Regions from separate parts of the Homo sapiens genome. Here region 1 is linked to region 2. Evidence: chromatin contacts called from ENCODE Hi-C data. All regions are on one chromosome and are shown on one strand. Each heading gives the region's core, a stretch centred on a gene start or an enhancer-like site at or near the end of the contact. The rest is flanking DNA. Distances are from core to core; before and after follow the strand shown. Region 1 overlaps PHACTR3 (phosphatase and actin regulator 3). Region 2 has its middle 33 kb from the start of PHACTR3.

Region 1 (3,944 bases), core at 846-3,345, 260 kb before region 2:
CTAGCTCCCTATTCACCAAAGATAGTTCTATTTCTAAGGCTCTGATATTTATTTCCAAAGATTAACACAATTAGAAGTACTTGCTGATGGGAAGACCTGGTTGCCCACGATAGGAAGGAAGAGGCTGCTACTGAAAGAAGACATGGTTCCTGGGTTAAAGGTCTGGGCTGTAGTACTCTCTTCCTGTTGCTGACAGCAGGCTACTTGGAATGTGGTGCTTCCTGTGTCTTGAACTTGCCTGGTTCAAGTCTGGACTGCTACTTTTAGTAGCATCTGCAACTTACAAGCTTTATAAATAAGTGACTTAATTTTTAAAAATTCAAATATTTGGCAACTGAAACAGCTTGACTTTTCTGTCTGCCTACTTAATTAAGCATGTTATCAATGAAGAGCTTTTCTTTAAATCCTCAGAGATGGTATAGTTAACATAGAACAGTAGTCACTATATCTTAAGTTTAAAAAGTAAAATGAAGAAGTCTTTATCTGAGGGTTATTTTCAACAATCTATAAAGGAGGGGATTGTTTTAGGCAGTTAATGAAGGCACTGAGGCAAAGAAAGGAGGGAGGAATCAATTCAAGTTCAGTACCCAGACCAACAAGGGGCTCTGCGGTATTTTCTGACAGAAAGTCAGCTTGGTACCATTATAACTTCATAAAAAGATGTTCACAAATAAGAAAACAAACTCAGAGAAAGTCTGCAGTATTCATCACATAAAGAGAAAAAAAGTCCTTTAAAAATCCAAGCCATTAGAAGACACTTTCTGTGGAAAATGTTTTAAAAACTGAAAATGACTAGATAAAGAACTATTGGAGAAACACTTTTTCAAGAGGTTTGGCCACCCCTAAATCACTGACTTTATGGAATATTTAATGGAATATAGTGCCCTAGAGCATGGAGGTTACTCATGAACACCTATGCTCAGCATATGCTATAATTGTCCACCTAACGGGAAATGCAAGGGGTTGCAAGGCTGGGAGCAACAGAGGGTCCTGGAACCTCAAAGTCCTGAGCCACAGGAAAGCTTCTCATGGCTTCACCGTTTCCCTGAGCTGACTGCTTTATTCCTCCCAAGTGTAACAGGCAAGGGGCGTGTCCTTCTCTAGTGTGTTCATGCGGTTCATGCTTTGTGATTTCTATAGCCATGAAGAACCCCGACCCAAACTGCCAGGAAGACCTGCTTGAAACCTAACGCACTTAGACATATGGGACTAACCCTGAAAATAAAAACATCTTTATGCTAAGAGGAAAGGAGTTTTTTTAAATTAAAAAAAATGTTTCTAGGTATATCAGCTTTCCTTTGGGGCTTGCTTTCAGAATTCAGCAGCAGCTCAGGTTTACTGGGAGCATGGAGCATTCCGCTTGCAGAGAAGGGCTGGGTTATGGGAACTCAGGATTTGTGCAACAGCCTCACCACACGTGAAGGAAAACCTCTAGAGGAATCACCAGCTACTCACGTTTCAAGATATTTCTTCTCTCCAGCTCTTCCACGGCAGGTCTTTGGCTCAGCCGTCTGCGGAAAAACACTAAAATTACATTTTGCACCATAGTGGCTGCCTGCAAATTCCACCTGGGGTCTGCAAGGATGAGAGGTGGCTGGCAAACCCCTATAGATCGCCTCCCAAAATTGGAAGGAGAGAAAGTGAACCTTTGGTTGTTGCCTCTTGCTGGCAAAATCAAGTCAGACTTCCAGGTGACAGTCAAAGCTCTCCCGTCACAGAGCTAATACTAGACTAGTCCTTGCTCCAGCTCCACATGTGCAGGTCTTCATTTTTCTGATCTGTCGCCCAAACCTTGCCTGGTCTGGACTGTTCACCGGAGCAGTGTGTTTAAGCAGCGAGGAGATCTGTTCAGGAAATTCTTTTTCCTGCCCATTGGCTTAGGGAGGGGTGGGTAGCACCACCTGTTTTCAGGCTTCTGGATCCAGAGATGCTGGGAGATTCATGCTTCCCAGCACTGCCTCCGTTGTCAGCACGGGAGACACCAGCCTTGGGAGCACTGATCTCTCCTTCCGGCTTTCTGCCTGCTGAACTGCTGAGTAGAGCCGCCTGTGCCCAGCCCAGCACAGGGGGAGTGTCTAAAGACGTCTAAGGGGCCTCCCGCCTCTTGTCAGCAAGCATGCAGCCCAGCTCGAGCGCTGAATAAAAACTGGGAATCTCTTCCAGCCAGCGCAGCTAACAGAGCTGAGCCCACCCACACGCATTCCCCTCCCACCATCAGCCCAGACGGAGTGTGCGATATGAAGACAAATTATTATTTCTTTTTCAAGTGGTCTCTCATTGAGGAAGTTGGAGGATGCAGCCAACAGTCACCACCAAAAAACATAAAGGGCTTGTCAGGAGAAGGAGGCATCATCATCCAAAATTAATGCCAAGCTCTGATTATTTTTATGACTACAATAATATTGTCCTTGGGCCAGAGCCAGAAACCTTCCCACTTCCAGATCCTCTAACCACAGCAGGGAGACAACAGGGCCCAGTATTTGAATGCCTAGAATTTAGGGCCATAATATTTTGCCCCAGTGAGGATGTTGCCTCCATTTAAAAATTATTTATCTCCTATTTATAATCCTTGTCCCAGCAGAAAGCCTAGGGCATTGCGGGGCTCAGCCACTCCTCCCTCCCCACTAGAACACAACCCTTTGTGGTTCTGCTCCCCTGGGGGCTTTGTCTTCTGGCTCTGTGGGTGGTTGCTTCCACATCATATCTCGATGTTCAGTGAGACTTGAACCTCCCCCCCTGACAATTCCTGGCTGGAATCCTCCCCAGTCCCAAACAATGTATGCAAAGCCTAGCTCACTTAAGTGTTGCTTTTGCAGTCTAGTCAAAACACCCCAAAGGCCACTCATTCAAGCACTCAGGAGATGACTATGACATATTTGCTATGTGCCAGGCACTGTTCCAAGCCCCCAGAACAGAGTGCTGAGTATGGGAAGTCTTCCCTGCCCTTGGGAAGCTCATAGTCTAGAGCAAGCTTGTCTAACCCGTGGCCTGCAGGCTGCATGCAGCTCAGGACAGCTTTGAAGGAGGCCCAACACAAATTCATAAACTTTCTGAAAACACAAATTATGAGGGTTTTTTTGCAATTATTTTTAGCTAATCACCTATCGTTAGTGTATTTTATGTATGCGGCTCAAGACAATTCTTCCAGTGTGGCCCAGGGAAGCTGAAAGATTGGATGCCCCTGGTCTAGAGGTAAAGGCAGACAAATGAACAAAATCATCTGAGAGAGTGGTCAATGCCGTGGAGGAAATGGCGGATATGGTGGGTGAGTGGTTGGGCAGGGGCAGATACATTCAGAATCTGGCAGAGATACATTTCGCTGAGACCCAAATGAAGAGAAGAAACCAGTGTGGGAAGACCATAGCGTCTCTTAACTGTTCACACACTGGGCTTAAACACTGAGGGAGTGAGGATGGGGGTGGGTAATCAAGGCAGGCTTCATGGAAGAGGAAACTTCTGAGAGAGTTACACAGAATCCACTTGGTACAGCAGTGTCTGCAAGGGTCTTGGAGAAGGAATTAGGTAAAGGAAGAGAAATCATCAGGAAATTGGAGTTGTCTGGGGTCTCCCCTTAGAGCTGGGCACCCAGCATTAGCTCGCTTCTGAATGTATCTGAGTCTCTGTAAACAGGGAATGGTAAGAGAACCCAACAGCCTCTGTGTGTGAATAATGGTGGGGCAGACCACCATAGGAAAAGCAGGAACAAGCCAGATTCCTGGCCCCCATGCTGCCCACAGAAGGGCTCGGAAGCAGGAAGGAGATGGGATGGAGGGGGAAGGCACACAGGCACTTTTAGAGCAATAGAAATGAAAAATCCCTGAAGCCCAGCAAGAGTGAGCGCACCATGAGTCTTTTACCCATGAAAAGGTACTTCCTTTGCACAGCTCCTCTGGCTAAGAGGGAGAGGCTGTGTATAGGAATGGGATCTTGGGAAGTAAAACGTG
Region 2 (4,102 bases), core at 783-3,282:
CCTAGAAAGGGGGAGAGCTTGGGGCAGAGCAGACACCAGGCTCTCCACGACACTGCGCTTCCAGGCCAGGCCAGCTCCTCATGCAGAGCCCGAGTGGGGGTAAATGGCCAGAATGACTGCGATGAGAGCTGCCTGGACAGGCACAGGGCCCCAGGCTCAAAAGGGCCCAGACTTGGCTTCCCGCCCTACCACCACCACCTTGCAGCTCTTCATAATTTTTGAATAAGGGAACTGTACTTTCATTTGCATTAGACCCCTGGCAAATTCCGTAGCAGGTCATGGCTGTGAGTGACCTCCCTGGACACACACCAACCCAACAGCAGTGACTTGCCAGGTTCACTGTATCTGTCTATGCTGGGAGTTTCTTCAGCATCCTTATGACCCGCAGGAACCAGCTAGGATACCTTCACAACGTTTTCCCTGCAGGCATGGAGTGAGGACTAGGGGTGATTTCCTGTAAGCCTATAAAACCCGGTTGCCCTGCAACTTGTGGACAAGTGAGACTTGAGTTCATGGAACCCAGTGTATGTATATATGATACAGACCTCTGTGTGTACAACATCACAGCTCGGAATGACCCAAAGCTTTCTCAGTGTTGGTTGGCAATGTACCTGAGCTCCACAGGGTCACTAGGCTGCCTCAAGGATCAGTAAGAGTGCTGCAATTGATTGGCAATGTCTGATAAGGGCAAGGGCCAGCAGAGTGGGGCATGGGTGCTACATAGTTACCAATCTTTCTGCTGTCTGGGAGGAAATGAGGACTCTGCTTCTAAGAGCTAGAACACTTAAAGAACATGTTGGGGTAAAGGCTGGCTATCACTGAGGGCAGAGACTGTGTGTAATCACCATTCAAAATCCCCAGTACCACACAGACTTCGGTTCATGGTAGATGCTCAATAAATAATTAATAAAGAAAGATCTAAAAGGCACCACAAAGATGAGGTTTTACCATAAAATGATGAAAATGGTTTGGAACAGGTAGAAGTAGTGGGCGCACAGCATTGTGAATGTCCTAAATGCCACTGAATTGTTCACTTTAAAAGGGCTAATTTGGTATTACACAAATATCACCTCAAATAATTATTTTTTTTTAAAAAAAAGGAAAGGGTGGCTTATGCCTATAACCCCAGCTGCTCAGGAGGCTTCAAGCTTCAACTCGCTTGAAGCCAGGAGTTCAAGACCAGTCTGGGCAACATAGCGAGACCTCATCTCTACAAAAAATTTAAAAAGTAGTTGGGTTTGGTGGCGCAAGGCTGTGGTCCCAGCTACTCAGGAGGATTGCTCGAGCCCAGGAGTTTGAGGCTGCAGTGAGCCATGACATGCCACTGCACTTCAGCCTGGGCAGCAGAGCAAAACCCCATCACTAAAAATCATAAACACATAATTAAAAAATAAACTAAAATAAAGGAAAGAAATCCTCCTTTTAAAAAAAGCCACTGTAAGTTACTCAGAGTGACTGGAATGATCCCATCTTCTTCATCATTATCATTCCAGTACAGTGCAGTACAGTCTTTTCTTTTATAATAAAAATCAATGACACGTTTGCCTTCTCTCCACACACACAAATTTTCCCTCCAAATCTTCCAGGGGCACTGACCCTAGAGGAGAAGACACTCAGCCCCTCTAAGCAGCCCCTGGGCTGCACCCCGGGGGCCCCAGGACGCAAGACACCCAGACCTGGGCCTGACCCCAGAAGAATTCTCCGTGAGCGGCCTGCATCCCCTCATCCCAGGCTCCATCCCGCATCCCTGCTCTTGTTCCTTTCTCCTTGCGTCATCCCCGTCTCTCTGGGTCCCCGAGGTCGCAGCTGCTGCTGAATTTTGTGAATCGCTCTAAACTGCCTTAAATCCTCTTTGAGTCACGTGGCAGATATCCAGGAGCGACGGCTGTTTTTTCTGGGGCAGGCGCTGTGGACTGTGGGCTGGGCTTGTCCTGGCAGCGTTTCCACCCTGCCTCAGGGACCCCTAACCCTGGGCTTCTCAGCATCTTGTAGGAGGGGACACAGGTCCAAGGTCCCCCGGGCTGTGGGAGACGCCTTGCAAGGCCAGACCCTCGGCGGAGCTCTGCCTCCAGCTGTAGGATTCTCAACCGCTCTCTCCTTCGTCAGCGTGCTGACTGAAGTTAGGAGTCTGAGCGGTCCACTTCCCCCTGGGAAGCCCGGGGTGGGTTTCTGGATCAGCTCTGCCGGCAGCACTGGGGAGAAGCGGGCAGAAACCTTGGGTATTTATTTCCTGGAATCTGCAACCCAGGGAGGATCCAGACGCCCTCTAGTGGCCACTAGGACGGGTGCAGGCGAGCCTGCCCAACTCTCCCCAATTCTGGTGGGTGGGAGGTGCCCCTGCTAGGGGTTCTCTGATGTGGGGGCTGTGGTCAAAGGAGCCTGCAGCGGAGGCATGCAGGTGCTGGATCCCTTTGAGCTTTCTAAAATTCATCCAGTTTTTCATTCTAGTCAACATGTGTCTATATTCTTTTCATACACATCACTTTCTCACCAAACAGTTAAGTAAAAATCAATGCTCTGGAAGATGCACGGTGTGTACCCAGGGGCTTCAAGGGCCACTTCCGAGCACCCCAGGGTACCCACCCTGCAGCATGGCCCAGAGCCTCCTGTGAAGAGCTATGGCCTGTGCCGGGCAGGACTCTGCTCTCCCCACTCCCTGGTCCTGTCCCAATTCCCCGTCCTTGCCCCGATGCTTCTCACTTCTCTGACAGTCACCTGCTGAATTCAGGTGTGGGTCTAAGCTGCTTTGAACCGTCTTTGACACATTGTGGGACTATCCATAAATTGTTAAAAACAAATCGTCAGCATGTAAAATGGTGCAGCTGCCTTGGGAAACAGTCTAGCAATTCCTCGAAAAGCTAAACATCAAGTTGCCATATGACCGAGCAATTCCACTTCCAGGTATGTACTCAAGAGAACTGGAAATATTTTTCCCCAGAAAAGCAAGTGCATGGCTGTTCATAGCAGCATTCACCATAATAGTCAAAAAGTGGAAGCAACTCAAATATCTGTCAGCTAATGAAAAAGTCAGGGGTAGTACCCTAGTCCCTCAGTACCCATGGGGGGTTGATTACAGAACACCCAGGGATACCAAAATCCACAGATGCTCAATTTCTTTATATGAAATAGTGTACTACTTGCTTATAAGCTACATACATCCTCTTGTATCCATTAAATCAGGGATATCCAATCTTTTGGCTTCCCTGGACCGCATTGGAAGAAGAATGGTCTTGGGCCATACACAAAATACACTAACGATATCTGATGAGCTAAAAAGAAATTGAAAAAAAAAACCTTTCATAATGTTTTAGGGAAGTTTATGAATTTGTGTTGGGCTGCATTCAAAGCTGTCCTGGGTCACATGTGGCCCACGGGCTGCCCTTTGGACAAGCTTGCTTTAAATCATCTCTGGATTACTTATAATACCTGATACAATGTAAATAGTCATTATGCTGTATTGTTTATAAAATAATGACAAGAAAAAAGAGTCTGTACATGTTCAGTACAGATACTCCATCCCTTTCTTTCAAAAATATTTTCAATCTGCAGTTGGTTGAATTCCACGGATGTGGAATCAGCAAATTTGGAGGGCCGGATGTATACCCATACAATGGAATATTATTTGACAATAAAAAGGAATGATGTACTGATCCACACTACAACACAGATAAACCTTGGAAAGATTGTGCTAAGTGAAAAAAAAATCATAAAAGTCTATATCGTGAATGACACCACTTACATGAAATGTGCAGAAAGCGCCAATCCAAAGAAACATAAAGTAGCTTAATGGTTGCCAAGGGCTGGGGAAGGGGAGGATGGGGAGTGACTGCTTAATGGTTTTCTTTATGGGGTGGTGAAAATGCTGTGGAATCAGATAGTATATGATAGTTACACAGCCTTGTGAATATACTAAAAACCACTGAATTGTATGCTTTAAAATGGTGAATTTAGACTACATAAATTATATCTCAATTAAAAAAAAAGTCATCAATACAGCCACCTGGTTGAGGGTCTACCGTGTGCCAGATGCTTAGAAGTAATCTGTCAACCCTTCCCACCCCAGCAAGCAACTCTGGAAGTTGGGGGGAGAAAAAATCTTACA

The links. Hi-C counts contacts between places; a loop is a spot of excess contacts on that map. Pooled maps may share reads with other maps.
Region 1: a loop to region 2 is called in a pooled map of right cardiac atrium, with 3 times the contacts of the local background. The contact joins two enhancer-like sites. A Hi-C loop is called at or near these places in 6 of 168 maps with a recorded cell type or tissue (dorsolateral prefrontal cortex, heart left ventricle, heart right ventricle and 1 more) and 5 of 50 pooled maps.

What each region holds. Positions count from the first base shown.
Region 1 is chr20:59,834,072-59,838,015 of GRCh38, reverse strand. It overlaps PHACTR3 (phosphatase and actin regulator 3), which reads right to left. Exons shown (of 13, transcript NM_080672.5): 9 at 1,456-1,511. Among named protein-coding and RNA genes, the nearest start is that of SYCP2, 98 kb to the left of the region's middle. Within about 2 kb of position 2,095, at least 8 of the 41 ENCODE cell types and tissues checked have a DNase peak (open chromatin) inside an H3K27ac peak, as active enhancers do; they include dorsolateral prefrontal cortex and ovary, where a contact is called at or near this core.
Region 2 is chr20:59,569,886-59,573,987 of GRCh38, reverse strand. No RefSeq gene overlaps it. Among named protein-coding and RNA genes, the nearest start is that of PHACTR3, 33 kb to the left of the region's middle. RefSeq lists an enhancer at 1,357-1,898. Within about 2 kb of position 2,032, at least 9 of the 41 ENCODE cell types and tissues checked have a DNase peak (open chromatin) inside an H3K27ac peak, as active enhancers do; they include dorsolateral prefrontal cortex and ovary, where a contact is called at or near this core.